Linked DNA regions of Homo sapiens: region 1 is linked to region 2. The links are chromatin loops, found by intact Hi-C in ENCODE. Cell type or tissue: chondrocyte. All regions are shown on one strand. Each heading gives the region's core, and the rest is flanking DNA. Links, peaks and the distances in the headings are about the cores only. Region 1 has its middle 18 kb from the start of APLN. Region 2 overlaps BCORL1 (BCL6 corepressor like 1).

Region 1 (11,199 bases), core at 2,904-6,903, 420 kb after region 2:
CCAATTTATAGCACTGTGGTCAGGATTGACCGCGATGATGCAGGGAAAGTGTTTGGCACAGTGCCCGGCCCATGTTACAAGCCTACCAAGTGGGAGCTATTATTATCTCTGTTAAGCCTCATTCTAGCCCTGAGAACTGGACAGGGCAGCCATCATTACCCCAATTTATAGATGAAAAATCAGGCTCATGGAGGTGAGGTCACTTGTTCAAATTCATAGAGCCACTCATGGGTGAGTAGAGCTTCAAACCTGGGTCTGTCCCCGGCTCAGGTCAGCTGCTGCTATGGTTTGAATGCATCCTTCAACTTCATGTTTTGGAAATTTAATCCCTAAATTCATATGTTGATGGTATTTGGAGGTGGTGCCTTTGGTAGGTAATTAAAATTAAATAAGGTCATCAGGGTTGTGCCCCTATGATGGAACTGGTGGCTTTATAAGAAGAGGAAGAGAGACCTGAGCTGGCACACTCTTGCCCTCTTGCCATGTGATGCCATTCTACCACGTCATGATTTAGCAAAAAGTCCCTCACCAGACGCCAGTGCCATGCCCTTGGACTTCCCAGCCTCCAGAGCTGTGAGCTAAATAAACTATTTTTTTTATAAGTTACCCAGTCTGTGGCTACAGAAAACAAACTATGATAGCTTCCCTGCTTCTGCTAAGGGTCCTCTTTCCCACCATGAGTGTGCCTCAGTCACTAGAAATTTCCGGTCTCCCAGATAACCTTTAGGGCCTCCCCAGGGACAGATTACGTCCTCGGCATTTTTCCTTGTAGAAGCTTAGCTTGGGCAGCAGCCCAGGAGGCCTCTCCAAAGGTGTTAAGTGCTCACCATTAGCACCTGATCTGTCTGGAATTGTGGAGCCAGGCACCTGTTCCAGCACACCTGCTTGGCCATTGGGGTTCCTTTCTGCACAAGGCCAGGGGCTCAGAAACGTGGGTTCCAGTCCTGAATCTGCTTCTACCCAGGGCTTGCTGGGTAGCTTAGCAAAGTCTTTCCTTGGCCCTTTCTGGGTCTCAGCCTCCTCACCTGCCCAGGACACCTGGGTGGGTAGATGTGAAGCACCTGCTTGTGACTAGGGATTTGTTGGGGTCCCAGCTAACAGTGGGGGGTGATTCAGGCTGCCCTCCAGAGGCAATTCAGGACCTGACCCAGGGACCTGTAGGGAGGAGCTCTGGGAGAAGAATTAGGCATATGGCAGGAAAATGGGAACCTAAGCCAGTGAGGAAGTCCACTGCTGGGTTACGTGGGTTGCACAAGCTTCCCATAACCCCAGGGCCTGCTGGAACCTCCATTCCATACTTCTCCCTTTGCACAAATTAAATGCTTTCTGATCTTCCCTGAATGTTAAAAAATTGGCACACTGCTGCAGAGCTAGCCTGGTGGTGTGAAACTTGGGGTTCTGAGCTCTGGATCCTAACCCCAGCTTGGTCAGTAACTGGCTGTGTGACTCCAGGCAGGTCTGTTCATCTATCAGGGGTCCTGGTTCTCCCTCATCTATTTTCATAGGATGACAATCTCTGCTTTCCCTACCTTAAACACACAGAATCATAGAAGGGCAGAGCTGACATGAGCCTGAGAGATCATTCAGTACCCTAAGCCCTGTTATTTTTACAAATGAAGAAAGTGGGACTCAGAAAGGATAAGTGAACGCTTAAGGAACATAGCTAGATAGTCCTAGCAAACTCATGTAGAGCGCTTCTCATGTGCCAAGCACTGTTTGAGGAACTTCACCTGTCCTGACTTAGTCAGTCCCCATCACAATCCCATTTTATAGCTGAGGAAACTGAGTCACTGAGAAGGTAAGCCATTAGTCTAAAGATCTTCTGTGGTATGTGCAAACGAACTGAGAGAAACAAGGTGGCATTGCTTTAAAGGAAGGCAAAGGCACTGCTGAAATGCCAAGCATTCCCTCCAGGGCTGCAGTCACCTCTCGTCTGTAGGGGAGGGGCTTCGCTTTGGCACCCTCAGTCCCAGGGCAACAGAACTGCTTGTGATTTGGGGGCTGTGAGAGGCCTGTTGGAAAGAGGGTGCCTCTTTTTCCATCTAGGCAGAGACATCTCTGGCTCCCTCCCCAGCAGGTGTAGGGATAGAGGCTGGTGACTTTGGCATACGTTATGGGGGGTTTCATCCCCCATGTCTCTAGGCTCCTGAGCTTTCTGGAAGCCTGGAGTTCCTCTCTCCTTTGGAAATTCCCAACTCCTCAGATGTGAGGGATATGGAAAGATAAGAGAGGATAAACAAAGCAGGGAGGAAAAAGGTCCCAGTGAGGAGTGCAGGGGGATGGAGGAGGGAATCTCACCACACAGCCCCTTCCACCTCCAGCACTGCAGAGACCTTCTGATCTGATTATCCTCTTTCATCCTTCCCTCTACTCTGGGCTACCCTCTAGCTCAGCTCCACAGCCTGCCCCACCCCCATTCCCACTCCCAAATTGCCTGTCAAGTTTTAGGTCCCATGCCTTGTGTAAGTTTCAAAAGGAGCTCCCCTTCTCTCAATCTATGCCCAAACTTTTAGAACCCAAGCCTATAAAGAGCTCTTTGGCCTACCCCTACCCCAAAACAATCAGCTAAAAAATGCCTACCCTTGGCCAGGCGTGGTGGCTCATGCCTGTAATCCCAGCAGTTTGGGAGGCCGAAGTGGGTGGATCATCTGAGGTCAGGAGTTCGAGACTATCCTGGCCAACATGGCAAAAACCCGTCTCTACAAAATACAAAAATTAGCTGCGTGTGGTGGTGGGCACCTGTAGTCCCAGCTACTCAGGAGGCTGAGGCGGGAGAATCCGTTGAACCTGGGAGGCGGAGGTTGCACCACTACACTCCAGCCTGGACGACAGAGCAAGACTCCATCTCAAACAAACAAGCAAAACAAACAACAGCAAAAGAAAAAAAAAAAACGCCTACTCTGTGCAGGACACCATGCAAGGGACAGTGGAGGAGGAACAGTGGAGAAAGACTTGGTCCTCACCTTTCCTCTGGGAGGCACCAGCGAAAGGTGTGTGGTGAGGGTGTGACATCCCTCATTAGCTGTTGTAGCCACAGCGCCCTCTGTACCACTCCCCCGCAACCCCAGGGATGTTCTCCTGGCCCTGAGCCTGCGCACCGGCCTCAGCAGGACCTGCGAGGGAGGGAGCTTCATACCCATCTTTTAGGAAGCAGAAGCAGGGAAAGCCTCAGCCTAAGTCACCCAAAACCCATTTCCAGTGCTCTTCTAGTTTCCCCAGACTTCCCTTCCCAGGTTCTCCACCTTCCTCCAATTCTCCGGGTCCTCCAACTGCCAGCCAAGGCTCCCCTCCCCCATGAATCCTCCCTGGATGCTCTCCTAGCCCCGATGGTCACCTGCAGGTGAGGCCAGAATTGGAACCCAGACTTCTGCCCGCCACCTTCAAAAGCCTTTGTGCTCGCCAACTGTACACCTCCTCACCAGACTAGGCATGGCCATAGCCACAATGGAGGTGACGATGCTGACAGTGATAATGAGGGAATGTAATGATCATACCTTCCAGCATGGGATGCGGAGACTTAAACATCCTGACTCCTCCAAGTTCCAAGCCTGGGTCAGTCACTTCACCTTTCTAGGCCTCAGCTTTACCTTTTCTAAAATGGAAGTAAGAATCCCTGGCTCCCTCTCGGGCTTCTAGTGACTGAAGTTTCTGAAGTTAAAATGTTTGGTACAGTAGAGAGTGCTGTGTGTGTAACGGGGAAAAAACCCCATCGTTCTCAGCGGGTACCATGAAGACCACCCTGTTTGCATGTGAAAGTGCTTTTTGATCTGTAAAAGAGCTATGGGAATTCATTTCTCAGCATTCGCTGAATGTTTATTGAGGGCCTACTTTGTACCACATTCCTTAATACCTGGAGAGGGAAACAGATGTTATTCAAAAATCACAACCGAATGTCTAACCAGGAACTGTGGCAAGGGCCCTGGAGGCGAAAAACAGGCCTCTAGGAAGTTTATCACTGAGTGCACGATCTGGGGTCAGAGAAAGCTTCCTGGAGGTGAAGTGGGAGCTGACACCTCAGGAGTGAGTAGGGGTTAAGCTGGAGAAAGGAGGTCTCAGCAGAGGGAGCACAGGGCTTGTGTCCAAAGCACCAAGGTGGGAGGAAGCAGATGTGATTTATTGTTAAACCCATTTCACAGACAACGAAGCAGGCCCTGAGAGAGGCTGTGACTTGCAGAATGAGAGATTCCACTGAACTCCTGTGTGCTGGCTGATTCCCTCTGTGGCTCTAGGCTGGGCAAGCAGGATGTACTATGGTCACTAAGACATCCTCTTCTGATAACTTGCCCCAGACTCTATCAATTCACCAGCTGAATATGAGGGGCTGAGAATTCCTCACCCACAGGAGTGGCTGGCTACATGCATCTGGGTCAGCTTGATGGCCGGACACTCTGGAAACTTCTTATATGTTTCCCTTTCTTTGCAGTCGGCCTCTCTTTCTTCTCCAAGCCTGCTTATTCTTTGGGGGAAACCCAGTGTGTCATGAGAGGCTGCCCCCTGCTGGCTGAGTCCTGGAACTGCAGGGACTTCTTCAGGCTTGCGTCAAGTCTAGGCACAGGCCATTTTAAGAAAGTTCCCGAGGTCATCTCCTCTTTCCTGTTCTGCAGGAGGTGTGAGAACGAGCAAACGCCAAAGTGTGTGTAGAGGAGTGGCTGACTGGCGTTCATCAAAGACGACTTTTTTAATGGGGGCAGCTCTAAAATTGCTTCTGCTCCAAGATTCTGAGTCTGAACAATTTTGTGGGTGTGCCCCACTGACTTGAGAGGATGCCTCTACAGGTCATGGGCATACGTGGGCTCCATGCATGTGCTTGTGTGAACACCGAATGGGTATGCATATTTGCTCCACGCTGTGTAGCATATTATAGTCCGTATGCATGTTCACTGAGAGAGGGAGAGAAGTTGCCACCCAGAGGCACCAGGGGTGAAGTCTGTGAGGGCAGAGGGCAGCATCTGGGTCTCCAAGGCCAGGCCAGGCCCCATTTGCATCCTTACAGGACTGTCCTAGGCTGTCTGGCCCTCGAGCTGTCCCAAGGAGCTCTTCCCTCAGTGAACCCCATGTTCCCACCAGTTTTCCCCCTACCAGATACACCAACCCTGCCCACCCCCCCACCACCAGCTGCTGTGGGAAATCTCATACCTTCTGGTGGCCATAGGCAGATCTGATTCCTGCGTGTGCTCATGGGACCTCTCAGGGAGCAAACCCTCCCTTCACCCGGCCCCTGCCAAGGCCCACATCCAGGGCTGCTGTTTTCCTCTATCTGGGCTGGTGCATCCCTATAGCGTGTTTCTGGCCAGCAAACATTCTAATCAGTTGGTGTCCAGACCTTGCTGGCTATTAAAGATTTTTCACTATTGCCCCTGTCCAATTCCCATACTCCCAGGTAACGTGTGCATTTTAACCTGGAGCTTCATGAGGCCATGAGTTAGGGCGTTACTCTTGTTCTCAGGCAAAGTTTTTTTTTTTTTTAAACAATCCTTTCTCATTGCTCCTCCAAATGGCATGAAAACACTAGCCCACCTTGCTAGTCTCGGCAAGCAAAATCCCTTGGTGAGGCCATGAGCCATCCGTTAAATACTTGAGCTATTAAGTTGAAAGCAGAAGTGTCAGATCACAGTTGAATGACCCCCTTGGACTTTGCCCAAAGGGAAAGCTTTCTGAGTGAGCTCAGAGGGATGGGAGCTCTGGAGGCTCCAAGTTCAGCTCCAAGTGAGTGCTCACACGCAGGCCGAGCCTTGTCCTTTGCCCATGGGTGGAGCACACCAGCCACTCCCGCCGCATTTCTAGGAAATACCCCCTTCTGCTCCCTGGCTTTGGCCTCAACTCCTCCTTGCAGAAGTGCAGACAGTGGAAAGCTGATTTTCATAGGTTATTGTCATGCTGGGCTCCTCCTCCGCCCAGCCCATGACTTGCTCCTTCCCAACTGCTGTCCTCCCCTTATGGCGGCCCTGGGGACTGTGAGGTGGTGTGACAGAGAGAAAGCTTCCATCCCAGTTGTGCCACTTGGTAGGTGAGCCACTCTCCCGCTCTTAGCTTTACTTCCCATTATCTATCACAGGGGATGGTAACTGTGCCCTTTGCTGTTGTCTTTAGGCCCAATTGAGACATGGATCCAAAAGTACTTGGAAAGGAAAACTATTGCTGGAAGCACGCAAGTGGTGATGAGCTCAAAGCTCAGAGGTGCTACCCTCAGCCAGCTCTCTGGTCAGCACAGAATCTTACCCTTGCCAGAGTCCCTTTCTGATTTTCCGTGTGCAGGAAGATTAGTGACCCATAGTCATATAGAATCCCAAGCTTGTCAGGGACTTTAGTTGGGCCATCAAGGGATAATACAAGCTACCATTTCTTGAGCAATTATATGTTAGGTACTGTTCTAAGTGCTTTATATATTATACGCATTTCATCCCCACAACAAGCCCATGAGGAAGAAACTCTTATCATTCCCATTTACAAATGAGGAAATCAAGGCTCAGTATGATTAAGTGAATTGCCCAAAGTCACACAGCTGGTAAACTGAGCCAAGATTTGAAGACTGGCTATCTGGCTCCAGAATCTGAGCTCTGAATCATTGTGCTCTGCGGGCTCTACATGGCCCTCACTGAGCAGGATTTTTTGCCTCTGCTTGTACATCTCCAGTGATGGGGAGCTCATTGCTTCCCAACGTAGCCTGTTCTAACTTCACTTAGCTGTGGCTGCTGGAAACTTCTAGCATGTCTGGCCAAGCCTTTGGTGATCCAGACCACACAAAGATCTGTTTCCTGAAGGCTTAAGCAGGGGATAGGTGAAAAACAGGAGGCTACAGAAAGCAAGTATTCTCCCTGTACCCCTCGACACACAGAGACCCCCCGATTCCATTCCTTTGGGCATGTCAACTCCTTTTCCTCCAGTGGAGGTTGACACAGGAAGTAAGATGGTCCCCTCCACCTCAATATACTTTTCAATTGAAGAGAGTTGGTGAGCCCACCTGTTTGCTCCAGTTAGAGCCTCGGACATACGCAGTGCCCACTGTATTAATGAGCGTGCACTAAATACTGAATGAACGAATGAATGAATGAATGGGCATGTGAATGAAGAACAGGCTCACAGCCTCCTTTCCTGCCAGCCTCAGTCTCCTGGAAGAGTTAGTTTTGCACTGTGCTTTGAGATCCTGACAAGCAGCATTTCCATGGTAACGAGGCATAGACCTGCCAGTCTGCAGGGCCAAATTCTTTCCTGTCACATGGACTGTTAGCTCGCTCCGGAAAAGATCCTAAACTACTGTCAGTGTATGCAGAGCAGGTCACTGTCAGCTGGGAGACCCTCAGAGTAGGCACTGCTGGGCAGATCTCCCAGTGCCTATCTCCTCTGGGAACTTCCCGGACTGATCGACCTTACTGGAGTTTCCATGGTAACAACACTAGGCTAATGGGTTGCCAGGGTGATGGTGTGCTACTGCTAAGATTGCATGGACTGGACCACACAGGGCCACTGAGTTGAAAAGATGCTAATAACACCTTTTGAGTTTCCATGACAACAACACTCGAGCACCGGGTAGGCTTTGTCCCAAATGCAGATTAGGCCCCCGCCCTCCACACTCTGGGAGAACGCCCTGGGAGGTTGGGCCACTGGGAACTGTCGTACCCTCCTAAAGGAAAGAGGTGGCCAGGGCCTGTTCCTCCTCCTCAGCCTCTTCCCTGCCCAGGGCCCCTTGCCATACTGTTCCTCAGGGCATCTGGTGGAAGTAGCCTGGTTTTGGGCAGTTGGAACTGTCAGAGAGGAGTTCTGGGACAGAAAGACAGCTCAGGATGGGTGGTGTGGGAGAAAATGGAGCTTTGGGGTACCTTTGGGATCCAGTGCCTCTCTTGGTGTATCTGCTCCCAGGCCAGGGAACTCATGCACTCTGGGATTGAGGAAGTGGCCAAGGAGCTCTCTTTCCCTATCAAAGCCAAAAGCATGCGGTCAGAGTTTTCAAACTTTTTTTTTTTTTTTTTTTGAGATGGAGTCTCGCTCTCTTGCCCAGGCTGGAGTGCAATGGCACGACCTCGGCTCACTGCAACCTCCGCCTCCCAGGTTCAGGTGATTCTCCTGCCTCAGCCTCCTGAGTAGTAGCTGGGATTACAAGTGCCTGCCACCACGCCCAGTTATTTTTATTTTTATTTTTATTTTTGTATTTTTAGTAGAGACGGAGTTTTGCCATGTTGGCCAGGCCCGTCTCAAACTCCTGACCTCAGGTGATCCACCTGACTCGGCCTCCCAAAGTGTTGGGATTACAGGCGTGAGCCACTGTGCCTGGCCTCAAACTGTTTTTTTAAAGCCTTGGCACATATAAATTCCATCAAAGCAGGCTCAGGGGCCCAGAGCCCCACCCATTCAGTCTCATCCCTCTCCCTACCACAGAGTTCCCTGAGGCACCCAAGCTTCTGTGGAACACAATTTGAAAAACCTCTGGTCTAGGCCACTCCATCTCATAGTCCAGACAGAGAGGCTGAGAACCAGAAAGGGCAAGTGACTTGCCCAAGGCCCCATCGCCAGCCATTAGGACAGTCAGAGCTAAAACAAGAGTCTCACGTTTGTAGGGTTACTCCCAATCCACCAGGACGTTATTGACCTCTAACTTGGGTTCTCTGACTTCCAGAAGACCACTGGAGCTTCTGCCCTTCCACTTATTCATGGATCTGGGGATCTGGGGAGGAGAGAAGTTTCCGTTGTGGGGGCAGGCACAAATGTTTAGAACGAACCTTCCAGATGTGACATTTTTAAGCACCTACTAAGTGCTAGCCATTATGGTAGGATATGCTTTCTATGCTGGTTGGTTGTCATCTTTTTCTTTTTTCTTTTCTTTTTTTTTTTTTTTTTGAGACAGGGTTTCACTCTGTTGCCCAGGCTGGGGTACAATGGCGCGATCTCACTGCAACCTCCACCTCCTGGATTCAAGAGATTCTCTTGTGTGCCATCACGCCTGGCTAATTTTTTTATTTTTAGTAGAGACGGGGTTTCACCATGTTGCCCAGGCTGGTCTCGAACTCCTGACCTCAGGTGATCTGCCCGCCTCAGCCTCCCAATGTGCTGGGATTGTAGGCATGAGCCACAGTGCCTGGCCCTGGTTGTCATCTTATCTCTTCTTTATAAAAAGTTATTGAGACAGGCATGGGTATCTTCAACAGATGAGAAAACAAAAGCTCAAGGGGAGTAAACTGAAGCTTGGGTGTATTAAACATTGAACATCTCTTTAGCAGGGACGTCTCCTTACTAGCTCCAGGAGGGACCACTGGGATGAACGCTGACCCATGGCCTATCTCTGGTGACATTGGGCTGAGGCAGGTGAATGCATTCAAAGCATTAGAGACGCCTTACTGCCTGCTGCAGCCCCATCCCCTCACTAAGTCTGCCCTGTCAGGGATGACTGTAGGGTAACTCCAGTCTCCAAGGCCAGGCATGTGTTATTTATTCACAACATGACACAGCTGCTGGCCACAACAGACAGAACATCTTGTGGGTTGGGTTGGGGGTGGGTGGGGCGGTGGTTCCTAGTTGCCATGGAAACTTGAGAAGGTGTCAGGAACACCACATCATGTAAACATTCCATAATTATTCATTTGGACTGGGGCGGCAGCAGACAGTCACTTCGCCAATTACTAAACGCTTGGCCTTGCTGGGCCACGTCCAAGGCTGGTGGGCCTGGTGGGTGTGGTTCCTCCTTTGGCTGTCCAGGAACCGCCCAAGCGTGTGGGCTGCTGCCAGTGGCTTTCCTGGGACTTCACTGGGGCTCACTGAGCACTGAGCTTTCTCCAGTCGCACCCCTCCACCAGGGCATCCTTCCCCTGTCTTAGTCTGTTTGTGCTGCTATAACAACATACCTGAGACTAAGTCACTTATAACTGGAAATCTCTTTCTCACAGTTCTGCAGGCCGGGAAGTCCAAGATCAAGCTGCTGGCAGGTTCAGTTGTCTGTTGAGGGCAGCTCTCTGCATCCAAGATGGCACCTTGTTGCTGCATCCTCTGGAAGGGAGGAACACTTGTGTCCTCAGGTGGTGGAAAGGACAGAAGAGCAAAAGGGAAGGAATGCTGTGTCCTCGCATGGCAGAAGAGGAGAAGCCAACAAACCAACTCCTTCAAGCCCTTTTATAAGGGCCCTAATCCCATCCATGAATGCTCCACCCTCATGACTCACCTCCGAAAGTCCCTGCCTCTTAATACTGTCATATTCGCTTTACGTTTCGACACATGAATTTTGGGGGACACATTCAGACTGTAGCACCCTCCTTTGAACTCCACCTCCAGTAAGATAGCCCTTCTGCCTAACCCTGCCTGCCTCATGCCTCTCCTTAGTTCATAACACCCCTCTTTCATCTGAGCTTGTTTGCATTTGCTTGCTTTTGCTGTAGCAGGGATCATGCTGGATTGGGAGTCTGAGCACTGACTCTGGGCCCAGCTCTGTGACTCACCCACTGAGTATTCCTGGGCAAGGCCTTTGACCTCTCTGGGCCTCAGTTTCCCTCTCTGTAGTCTGTTTGCTAGTTGCTCTCCCCCTCTAGACTGTGAGCTCTCTAATTGCAGGGACAGGTCTCTGGTCCATTGCTGTAGTTCCAGCCCCCTGTACAGGCACATAGTAGGTGTTTAAGAAGTGTTAAATGACCAGAGATAATAATGGGCTGCCCTGTACCCTCCTCTTCCACTCCTATTCAGATTTTTCCACCCTGGTTCAGTCTCCTTAGGGCCCTGCTATCCCTGCAAAGGTCTGAGAAACTCATGGCAAAGCCTTCATTGGGCTAATGGCCCTACCATTCCTAAAAGAGGCCAGGAGCGAGATACTTTAAGCTCCAAGATAGAGGTAGGGTGGAGACCTTGGGGCCTCTGGCAACTCCAACTTGTTCCCTGCTATGCCACCTCCAAGCAGGGGTGGCTGTGAGTGTGTGAATGAGTGGGCCTTCAATCCGCAGGGGCATCAGCTCCACTACAAGCTGCCTTGCTCAGCGAAATGGCAGTATAACCTAGTGGTTAGAAGCATAGGTATTGAAGTCAGATGGCCTGAGTTCAGATCCCAGCTTTACTTCTTATCAGCTGGGAGACTAAGGGCAAGGCACTGAACTTCTCGGGGCCAGTTTCCTTATCTATAAGATGGAGGCAATGATAGTGCCTGCCTCATAGGGACCATGTGTGTTAATGCTATGTGTGTGTGTGTGTGTGTGTGTGTGTGTGTGTGTGTGTGTGTGTGTGTTTCTG
Region 2 (11,199 bases), core at 1,308-5,307:
ATTTTTGTATTTTCAGTAGAGCCAGGGTTTCACCATTTCGGCCAGGCTGGTCTCGAACTCCTGGCCTCAGGTGATCCACCCACCTTGGCCTCCCAAAGTGCTGGGATTACAGGCGTGAGCAACCACGGCTGGCCAACAATGGATTTTTAAATTATTTCCACGCTCACAAAAAACCTTTCCAAGATGACGGGTTGATGGGTGCAGCAAACCACCATGGCACATGTATACCTATGTAACAAACCTGCACGTTCTGCACATGTATCCCAGAACTTAAAGTATAATAATAATAATAATAATAATAATAATAATAATAATAAAAATCAAGCAAACAAAAAGGCCGTCACGACTTGCCTATTTCTGTTAATGGTGCCACTGTTTTCCTGACCTCTTAAATTTGAAATTTCAGAGCTGTCTGATCGTTGCCTTCACTTCACCCCCATCCCCCTCTCCCGTCTCCCGAAGTCCAGCTTGTGGTTTGCAATGTCCGTAAAACCTCGCCTTTCTTCCACATTCCCAGAAGCCTCCACCCTAGTTCAAACTACCCAAGACACACAGGGGCTCCCAGCGTGATCTGTCTCAACCCCTCCCATTTGCCCTTTGATAAAAAGCCCTCACTGACTCCTCCTGGCCTACAGGTAGGGGTGATACTCAAAATACTTAATCTCTAATCCTTTCTAAACTTAGCCCTTTCGTTGCTGAAGCCAGTCCAGGGGTCCTGGAATAGGGATGGGGGAGCACTTGGGCTCAGGGCAGTAGCTCCGGAAGTATTTTAAGCTTAGCATCAGCCCTGTCTTCAGGACAAAGCCCCAAGTCCTTGGCCTGCCATCAAGACCCTTCACCTTTGGGTCTTAACTGACTTCCCCAGTCAACTCACCCTGCTCCTTCTGCCACCACTCATACCCCAAGGCACTGCTCCAGTCAAACTGATGGATTTGCTGGCCTGTGAACATGCCTCTGTTTACAATTTCCAAACTCTGTGCTTTTGCTCTTATTATCTACTACATATATTCTAAGCATTTTAAACCTGGAAACCAAGATCCTCCATTTATCTTTTACCTGCTCTAGGCAATACAGACAAACTCAACATTATTTACACACTCCTGTGTTTTCTTAATGAATATTCTTCCCTTCTATGTATCTTTTCCTTTAGAAATACAATCCATTGGCCATGCGCGGTGGCTCATGCCTGTAATCCGAGCACTTTGTGAGGCCGAGGCAGGCAGATCACGAGGTCAAGAGATCGAGATCATCCTGGCCAACATGGTGAAACCCCGTCTCCACTAAAAATACAAAAATTAGCTGGGCATGGTGGTGTGTGCCTGTAGTCCCAGCTACTCGGGAGGCTGAGGCAGGAGAAACACTTCAACCCGGGAGGCAGAGGTTGCAATGAGCCGAGATCGCGCCACTGCACTCCAGCCTGGCGACAGAGTGAGACTCCATCTTGAAAAAAAAAAAAAAAAAAAAAAGAAACGAAAAGGAAAGAAAGAAAATCCATCCACAGCCAGGCACAGTGGCTCACGCCTGTGATCCCAGCACTTTGGGAAGCTGAGGTGGGCGGATCACCTGAGGTCAGGAGTTGGAGACCAACATGGCCAATATGGCGAAACCCCATCTCTACTAAAAATACAAAAATTAACCGGGCTTGGTGGCACGCACCTATAATCCCAGCTACTGGGGAGGCTGAGGCAGAGAATCCCTTGAACCTGGAGGTGGAATTTGCAGTGAGTCGAGATTGTACCTGGGTGATCAAAGCAAGACTGTCTCAAAAAAAAAAAAAAAAAAAAAGAAAAGAAAAAAAGTACAATCCATCCTTCAAGATCTGATTGGTTCCACTCAATCAGAATGTCCTTCCTATCCTGCTAGTACCAATTAAATTGTGTCCCTCCTTCAAGACTCGATTCATGGACTCTGCCTCCCCAGACCAGTCTGTCCTAAGTGAGTTATTTAAAACTTATTGCAATTGCCACTCTTTCAGCAACTGATCATGAACACCCTGTGACATCTATTATAATGCAAACTGTTACTTAAATCTTCAATGACCTGTACCTATTTAGTGTCCCCAATTAGCACATTACCTCCTTGAGGAGTGGGAGGGACTGTATCAACCACGTAACATGGCACAGTACAAAGGATCAAGGTAATGGTTACTGATGGAGCCGGTGGGAGATGGGGACCAAACTTTGAGGTAGGTGACCTCTGACCTCCCCTCTGCACAGGCACTCACCCCAGGTGCTCCACTGCTCTGGGCCTGCCCTCCCTGGCTCAGTGCCCTCATGGTATCCCCAACCCCACCCCCCCATCTTAGCACTCAAAATTTGTTACTATTTTGAACATCCTCTACCCCTAAAGCAACTTCCCTGTCCAGTTTCTTTCCTACTCCAAGTGTGAAACTAGCTAAACCAATTAACCTGTGCTGATACAGTTATGGGAGAGGGCTAGAGGAGAACCTCAGGAGACAGGTTCATTTTAACCAGAGTCATGTGGCAGTAAGTCTCTGCCTTTTCTTGGTTTAATGGAGTCAGGAGTCAAGAGATGACCCTCATCTCCCAGCAGCTGATATGTTACTCCCTCCTCTGGGTTCCCACAGCACTTTGTTTTCTTTATTTTTTTGAGATAGAGTCTCCCTCCGTTGCCCAGGCTGGAGCGCAGTGGTGCGATCTTGGGTCACTGCAGCCTCTGCCTCCCGAGTTCAAGCGGTTCTCCTGCCTCAGCCTCCCAAGTAGCTGTGACTACAGCTGCGTGCCACCACGCCCGGCTAATTTTTGTATTTTTAGTAGAGAACGGGTTTCACCATGTTAGCCAGGCTGGTCTCGAACTCTTGACCTCAAGTGATCCGCCCACCTCAGCCTCCCAAGGTGCTGGGATTACAGCCCTGAGCCACCTCACAGCACTTTGTAAATACCTCTTATGGTAGCACTTAGCACAGTACAGTTCTTTAATTACGTGTTTATGTAGGGTTCCCCGCCAATAGGCTGTGAGCTCCTCAAGGACAGGGACTGTGTGTTAGTCACTGATATATCCCTAGTGCCTAGCACACAGTAGGTTCTTAATAAATGCTTATTGAAAGAAGGAACTGGTCCTGATTTTAATTCTGAGACTTCTGCCCTATGCTATGGCAGGCAAGAGGAGAGGGAGGAGGACAATCCACACTTGGGAGCTAAGGCAGCTTTCTGCCCGCTCCTATAACACTGCAGGCGGCTACTTCCTTTGCCCCTGGAGTGTTAACAGACATCCCCGGATCACAGGGTCCATGAGGAGCCCAGGGCTGCTTGCCAGCTGTGCGTTGCTGTCACCAGGTGCCACGTGCAACTCCCGAACTCCCGCCCTTTGCTGCTGCCCGCTTCCAGGGACTGCCTCGCCACTATTTCCTCACCCCTGGGTGGGGCTGTGCGGTGGAAGTGTCAGCTCCGGTGGGTGGGGCGGGACAAGAAGTTATTCTGACGGTCACAGGCCTTTCTGATCCCATCTTGTACTCCAAAAGAGGCAGTTGCCTCCAGCTCTGAAGCCGCTGGACCTGGGGTGAGTGAGCTCCTTCCCCTCCCAGACTGAGGTCCCAGCCTCCGAGAACTTCGGGCCCCGGCGCGCCGGACGTGGAGGCCGACGTCCAGCAGGTGGCGCTGTCGAGCCAGCGATGGCGGGAGAGTGGCCCGGCGGGGCCCGGGAAGGGAGGGGCAGCCAGGGTTGGGCCTACCGTCCCTGGCGGAGGCGGCCGCGGCCGCGGCTGGCGTCTTCCGGTCCCCCGATCTTGCCCCTGCGCCTGCAACTGTCCCCGGATGGTTCTGGCCGCCACCAAAGCCCTCCGCTGCTCCGGAGCTTCGAACTTTCCCCTCGACCCCAGCCCCCTTCACTTTCCAGGGGGAATTTAGCCGGCCGCCGAATGCGCTCCCCCATTGGCCAGCCGCGCTCTGGCCCCGCCCCCGGCGCCCCCTCCCTCAGCCTCGCGGACCAGCAGGTGAGCACGCGGAGTCGCAGTCACCCGGCCTGCCCTCCCCTCCCCTCGCGCGCCGCCGCCTTCTACCGTGAAGCGGGAGAGCGATCGAGGCGCCCCAGACAGCCGTTTGCTAGCGGAGGGACCTGACCGTCCGCCGCACGAGCCCGGCTCCCAAGGACCGGCGCGGGGCCTAAAGACGTCGCCCCCAGAGGCCGGACGCTGCGGCTCGGCCGACCCCCGCGCGGTGGCAGCCGGAGCGCTAGGGAAACGAGTGGAGCCCCGGCCCGGATCCTGCTGCGGGATCCAGAAGGCCCGAGCACTTCGCGTCCCCCTGCCCAGCAGTTGAGCAGACGCCCCTGGGGCGGACCCCACCCTTCCCAAACACACACACACTGGTCTTTGCATGGGCAGGACACAGTTAAACACCCACCAGGCCTCCCGGTTATTGGGTTAGAGTATGGACCGAGCAGGAGTTTACTGCCCCATTCACCACCGCCCCCAACCCCACCTACCCCAAATAGGGATGCGGAGACTATCCCTCCTCCCACCAAGACTTGAACAGAGCCTCTCTTTCAAGCCCAAAGAGCGTTCTGATAAGACCCTCATTAACCATAGGTTCGTGAGCTCGGCATGAAGGAGGAACTAATTTTGGCTAAACAGATCTTTATGGTCCTCAGTGTGATGCTCTGTCAGTAGGTGGGTACATTGGCCTCCATTTGGCTGATGGAGCAATTAAGGCTGGGAAAGATTAGGTTCTCGCCCAAGGTCAGCCTAGGTAGTTAGGAGTGGTGCTGGCTCTTTCCTCTACACCATACTAAAAGGACTGGGAGATCATTTAATAAGAGGCCACCAAGCCATCCTCACCCCAATCCTGACCGGGGATGTAGATTTAATGCCACGGCCCATACTTCCTGCCTTGATCTTTCCAACCTGGCAGAAGGGCAGTGGGACTCCAGGTAAGCCGTGGGCAAAGAACCCCAAAAGCAATAAAACAATCTGCTGTTTGGTTTTGCTTTTAACTCCCCTTGTATCCAAGCCTTTGCTCAGATTGTCCTCTCAGTTCAAACACTCTTCCCTGCCACCTCTAATTCCTGCATTTCTACTTTTTAAAGTATCAACTAGGCATCACCTCTTCTAGGATGTGTTCCCAGGGCCCTTGCCCATGCTTCTGAGCTCCCATAGCATCCTGGGACTAGTTGAATTCTTATACTCACCACATGGCTTTATAACCTATCAACATGTCAGATTTCTTGACTTAACTGCAAGTTCCAAGCACAGGATCGACCTGAATTCAGAACCACTGTGGGCTTGTTTGGGAATCTGACAAAGGTGGCTATTGCATAGGGCCTTGGGATCAGAAAGTGGGGAGAGGACGGCCAATGAGGAAGATTAATGCTATGGTTCAAAGAGGATGATGCTTGGACCTGGGTCGAGCCAAGCTTCTGAGGCTTGAGCAAAGACAGCAGCTTAGAGTTCACTCCTGAGGACGGCTGGACTCCAGCCAGCCAGACGCACAGATCCCTTCGCCTCTACACTCTCTAACAGGGCTCTCCAGACTCGAAAGCCACAGTGAGAAGCCCTAAGAGAATAGAGCTTCAAAGGGCCTCATCCCAGGCCTCTCGAACATCCTCTTCCTCTCAGTCACTGGTGCATTCTGGAACCAGCAATCACAAGAATCATAGCTTCTACCACTGTTTTTCAGAAGTGGGAGGAAAAACTGCAAAATCCAGGATGGGCATCTTGCCTTCATGGTAGCTCGGTGGCAGGAAAACAGAACCATGGAAGGCCTGCACCGTGGGTGGGGAGCACTGGCACAACAGTGAGGGCAGTGATGAGGCCATGCAGCCAGATGCCACCTCGGCAGGGTGGCCTAGGGCAAGCAGGGGACTTCCTTAAGGAGGCTTATTCCCACAGCCACCACAGAGAAGGCTACTTCCTCCAACCCTGCTACTCCTATGTAAACAAGGACTGCCCAGGCACCTGCTTCAACCCCAAACCAAAGCAACAGGAGCCAGATGCTCCATTTGCCCCCACTGGCCCCGCCCCCAGGATTTGCCCCTTTCTTTTTCTTTCCAGATCGTGACCCAATGTTCACTAGCCACTCCACCTTGCCTTTATTCATCGTACCCCTTGGGACCCACAGCTGCAAAGCAGGATGGCGGGGGCTCCCCATTTACTGAATCACAATGCCCACCTTCTGAAACCACCAAAAAGTCCCAAAGGGGAGGAGAGAAAAAGAGAGACGGGAGAGAAAAAGAGAGACGGGAGACAGAAGCCCTGACACAGGTTTTTCAGTATGCAAGTGTTTTTGACTCCACAGCCAGTTGCTTAAAATGAAACATAAAGGGCAGCCAGAATATACACCCAAATGCGAAAAAAGGAAAGGCAAACAGAACATGAAATAAACTACACAATACCAGGAACCCCAACAAAACCAACAAATTAAAGTCCAAAACCCCTCAACTTTATATATATATATGTATATATATATGTATTTTTTTTTCTTAAAAAGGGAAAACAACTGTTCAAAACCAACTGGGCAGTATGGTGGGGGTGGGGAGCAGTCCTACAGAAGGGGGCCGAGAACTTCCCCCCCAGGAACAAAGAACAAACACAATACAAAGAAAATAACCACCAATGCTCCCGCATGGCTCAGGAGCCTCTAGAGAACAGATTGTCCCATCCTCAAACTGGCTTTTTTTTTTTCCTTTTTTTTTTAATCTTTTTTTTTTCCATTTTCTTTTTTGTTGTTGTTGTTTTAGCACCTGTACAATAAAACTGTACCATCTCCAACCAGAGCCGGCCACGGCGAGGCCCTCCTGCCTTTGGATGGTACATACTCTACAAGGATTGTTCGGAAAAATAGCAATTGGTAGAAAAATAAGAGTGGGAGGGACAATGCCACAGAGGGGGCGGGGACAGGGAAGCAACCCAAGCTCCTCTCTCTCTCTCACTCGACAAACCCAGCGCTGGAGGCCCAGAGGCCAGGGGGAGGCCAGGTAGGGATACCACTCAGCCCCAGGCCCCCAGGCATGAGTGGAGCAAGGGCTGGAGACCACTTTCCTGCCCTTGCCTAGGAAACAGCTGACGCCTGGATTTCACATCCGGCAGTGAGTCCCAGAGCCCTCTGCAGATTCCCAAGGAGAATGAGGGGCTGAGGGAGGAGGTGGGAGGAGAGGAAGGAAAGGGGTGCTGTGAGTCTCAGAAGGGGCAGGGATGGGGGTGGCTGAGGGCTGGGAGGTGAGAGGCTCAGTATCTTGAGACAGGGAGGCCAGAACGGGGTGGGAGAGTGGAGGCAGGAACAAACTCGTATTGTGCACTCTGAGGGGGGCAGTGAAGAAGGCGTGAGGAGGGGGGCCACCCTCACCCCTCAGATCCCTTCTCCACGCTCCTTTATTAGAGTAACTTATTAACCCCTCACCTCACAATCCTCCCCTCCCTGTCAACACTAATCTCAAGATAGCGGGGCTGCTGCAAAGGGCGGGAATGGGTGGGTGGGGGAGCACCAAAGCCTCAGGATTTACCCCCAAGCCCCCAGCCCTGGGCCAGCAGCAACCAGCTTCGTTAGTCACAAGTCCATGTTCCCCCACCCCATTCCACCTCACCCCCTCCCCAGTGGGGGAAAAAAACACCAGGGAATAGCTTTGTCAGAGCTCATCAACAAAGAAAAAGAAAAGGAGGTACAGAAAGTCCCTCAATACAACAAGTTGTCTCAAATCGTCACAGTGATACAGACTTATCAGAAACCAATGAAACAATACAAATTAAATACTAATAAAATAAATACTACAGAAGACAGAAGAACACAGGGGAATGGAGTTGGGGGGCGCTCAGAGATCTGGGATTTTCTCATTTCTCCTCGGGACAGGCCAAGGCCATCCAGGGCCCAGGTTTGGTCTTGGTCATGAACAAGGAGGCCAGTCCAAGGGACCCCGGCGCCACCTCCCACCACCCCCGGGACCTCTTGTCCTCAGACATGGAGTTCAACTTTCCACCCCCATCAGCAACCACGATAACAATGACGACGACAGGGAGATGAGAACTAATTGTAACCAAAAAAACAAAAACAGTCCAGTCGCTAATGCTGGCATTGATAAGGCGGCTTCTTGTTGGTCCGTATTATTGCCTCATTCTGCAGTCTGGTGCTCGGTCGGGGAAAGACAAGGAGGTGGGGGAAGGGCGAACTCGGAAGGAGAAAGAAGAGGAGGGGCTGTTTTCCCGGTCAACTGTTGCAAGACTGGAATTCCACCTCGGACCCTAGGAGCCGAAGTAGGTCTGGCTCGTACCGCACCAGCTCCACAGTCTCAGAGGAGCCTGGGGGGGATCTGTCGTCCAAGCCTCCAGGCCTCTCGGCAGGGGTCAGCAGCTGACTGGAGGCCACCTGCCTGTAGAACTCGGCCTTGGGCATGGTGGTGATTTCAAAGTGCGGGAACCGGGCCTGAAAGATCCTCGAGGAAAGCTTCAGCCTCTTCAAGACATCGGAAAAGAGGAACCAGTTGCAGGGCCTGCAAAGGCAAGGATGGGAGTTATTGAAGGAGGCTGGAGGAAGCGGTGGGGGCACCGACCCAGAACACTCTGCAAAGCCCACAAAGGCTGCACGACCATCAATGTCTCCCATTATAACTCACTGCCAGTCTGGCTCCCCCGTCCCCTGCTAAACCACAGGCTCCTTGGGTATAGCTGAGGCAAATGTCTTCTCCTGTCCCCTGCAATGCCTGGCCCGGCTTTCAGCTAAATGGTGAGCACGCAATCAGTGACCACCTCTTCCAAAATAACACAAACAGGAGGCAAAGGGGCATTCTAGAACCTAAAACTCTTAGCAGGCTTCTTGGGGACTTAGCCTGCGCCCCTGTGACCTGGCATTTGCCATCTGCTGGGACCAGTCTTTCCTCCGACTCCCGCCCCTGCCAACCCTGGCTGCCTTCCCTTCTCCTGTTCTTACTCTTGCTTCCCTGGCCTCCTTGCTCTCCAAGATCTTCCCCAGCAGAGGGGGAGCCGTGGAGAAAGGCCTAAACTGCGGGTAATCCAAAAGGCATTTCTCTTTGGCTCTGGAATGCATTAGACAAGTTTTTTCTCCAGCAGCAGCACCATCGTTTCTGCAGGGCCAGAGCTCACATTACAGAAAGTGGAGTCTGACTTTGCTGAGCACACCCGACTGGGTGGCAGCCTGGGGACAGCTGGGAGGGGTGCTGGAGAGGCCGATCCCGGGCCAAACGCTTACATTGACTAATGCGGGAAGAAACGCTGCCTCCCCACATTAGTGGTCCCAGTTCACAGGGTTTTCCCTCCTCACTATTCCACTACCCCAGCTCCAGCCTTTGCCACTTCTGGCCTGGGCTCTGTCTTGTCAGCCTCCTAACCGGTTTCCCTTTGCCAAGAGTCACTCTTCTGCACCCCCACCCACCCTCACTGGATCTTCTGTTACCATTACAGTTTTCTTTTCTTTTTTTTCTTTTTCCAAGACGGAGTCTCTAGGCTGGAGTGCAGTGGCGCAATCTCGGCTCACTGCAACCTCCACCTCCCAGGTTCAAGCAATTCTCCTGTCTCAGCCTCCTGAGTAGCTGGGATTACAGGCACCCACGACCACGCCTGGCTAATTTTTGTATTTTAGTAGAGATGGGGTTTCACCATGTTGGCCAGGTTGGTCTCAAACTCCTGACGTCAAATGATCCACCCGCCTCAGCCTCCCAAAGCGCTGGGATTACAGGTGTGAGCCACCATGCCCGGCCACTAGCATGATATTATATGAGACCTTCTAACCTCTTCAGCCCAATGTCCACCCAGTCTCTCTCTTTCTCTGTCTCTCTCTCACACACACACACACCCCACATTGTATCCCCCACCCTACCAAGCACCAGCCACATGATAAAGGACTCCCCCTACTTTCTGAACTTGTATGTTTCAGTGCCTTGCTCCATCCTTCTCTCCTTCCAGGCCCAGCTCAGGTAGATACTGTATCACCTGTGAAACCTTCCCCCGGTGTAACTCATTGTTCTTCCATCTCCCATGGTCTCGTGGCATTTGATTCACATCCCTATTGTAATACTACTAACAAAACCCATTTCTGAAAGGGTTGCAAAAGAACCTTAAACTGTGGTTCACTCTGCAGCATAGCAATGGGGGCTCAGGGTGGACTGGAACTTTTTGCATTTGACACCCTTCTGAAACTGTTGGAGTTTTTTATAATAAATCTGCTTAGGACATTTTGTCTTTTATTAGAGTTAATTATATACTTGTCTGTCTACTGCACTAGATGGTGGATTCTTTGAAGGTCCCCAGGGTTTGACCTGGTGCAGCTGTTTAAGACATGTTTATAGAATCAAATGTTCTGTTCCAGCACCTTAAACATCTAACCAGACCCACGATCCTTATCCCTAAAATGGAACATTTCTCCCAAATGACAGCAAGCTCTTATCTCACATGAGTAGGAAATGGAGGGCTCTGGGTTAAGAAAAGGGGACTACAGATATCATACACTTGGACCATCACTTCCAAAGAATGGAAAAAAGCCCTGAGAACATTCACACTAGTGATGAGAATTCAGTCTTGCTTTGGTGATTCAGAAGGCCCTTCTGCACCCCATAGGGCCTCAGAGGCATCACTCTACGCTAGCACCCCCACCCCCAACTTCTTGAAGAACAGACATTTTCACAGTGTGCTGCAGCTGTGGGGAAAGGCAGCTCTAGAGCGAGCGCTAGAGGATGTCACGTCAGGAAAACCAGCTTTGCTGGTACCGGGCTCTGGGCTAACCACGTGCCTGCCACTCAGCTCGCTGAGGGGCACGCAGCCCTCCGTGGCCCGTGTTCTGTCTGCACCTAATGCAGACTACCCTGGTCCTTTTACTGCCTGAAGCCCAAGATCCTGTTTCAGAGAGGGAGGTGCTGAATACATCGGAGGAATTAATTAACCGTGCAATACTATATCCCAGAGGCCCCGCCCTGTCCTCAGGGATCAGCTTATGCCCAGAAGAATAAGGACCAAAAGCCCCTGAAACTTGATCCCTACTAGTGCCATCATACATGCTATTTTTATTCTGATCAGGCTATGCGTGTGGGGTGGTGGGGGGGAGGGCAGGGGATGCAAAGAAACTGTGGTCTAATGGTTAGAGCCCTAAACAGAGGCTCTCACTTAAAGACCTCCTCATCCATCGTCTACCTAGCTCCCCATCCTGTGCACATCATGCTGGTTCACTGACTTATTTTATTATTTTATTTTATTTTGAGACGGAGTCTCACTCTGTCGCCCAGGCTGGAGTGTAGCAGGCAATA

The links. A loop is a pair of places that touch in the nucleus more often than their neighbours do. Peaks named below come from ENCODE experiments on the same cell type or tissue, not always from the same donor. Only the 100,000 strongest peaks of a DNase experiment are listed, where the experiment ranks them.
Region 1: a loop joins it to region 2, with 7 times the contacts of the local background. A loop is called at or near these places in 11 of 110 quality-filtered maps.

The regions. Positions count from the first base shown.
Region 1 is chrX:129,630,989-129,642,187 of GRCh38, reverse strand. No RefSeq gene overlaps it. Among named protein-coding and RNA genes, the nearest start is that of APLN, 18 kb to the left of the region's middle. RefSeq lists a silencer at 4,417-4,586. In chondrocyte, for the core only: a CTCF peak has its summit at 4,493 (motif pointing left); no DNase peak of the experiment used is centred there.
Region 2 is chrX:130,053,091-130,064,289 of GRCh38, reverse strand. It overlaps BCORL1 (BCL6 corepressor like 1), which reads right to left. Exons shown (of 14, transcript NM_001379451.1): 14 at 6,219-8,436. The coding sequence ends at 8,154. ELF4 (E74 like ETS transcription factor 4) reads left to right here. Exons shown (of 9, transcript NM_001421.4): 9 at 1-335. Among named protein-coding and RNA genes, the nearest start is that of ELF4, 52 kb to the left of the region's middle. RefSeq lists silencers at 3,392-3,461, 3,482-3,781, 3,802-4,061. In chondrocyte, for the core only: CTCF peaks have their summits at 3,399 and 3,599 (motif pointing right); DNase peaks (open chromatin) are centred at 3,315 and 3,816.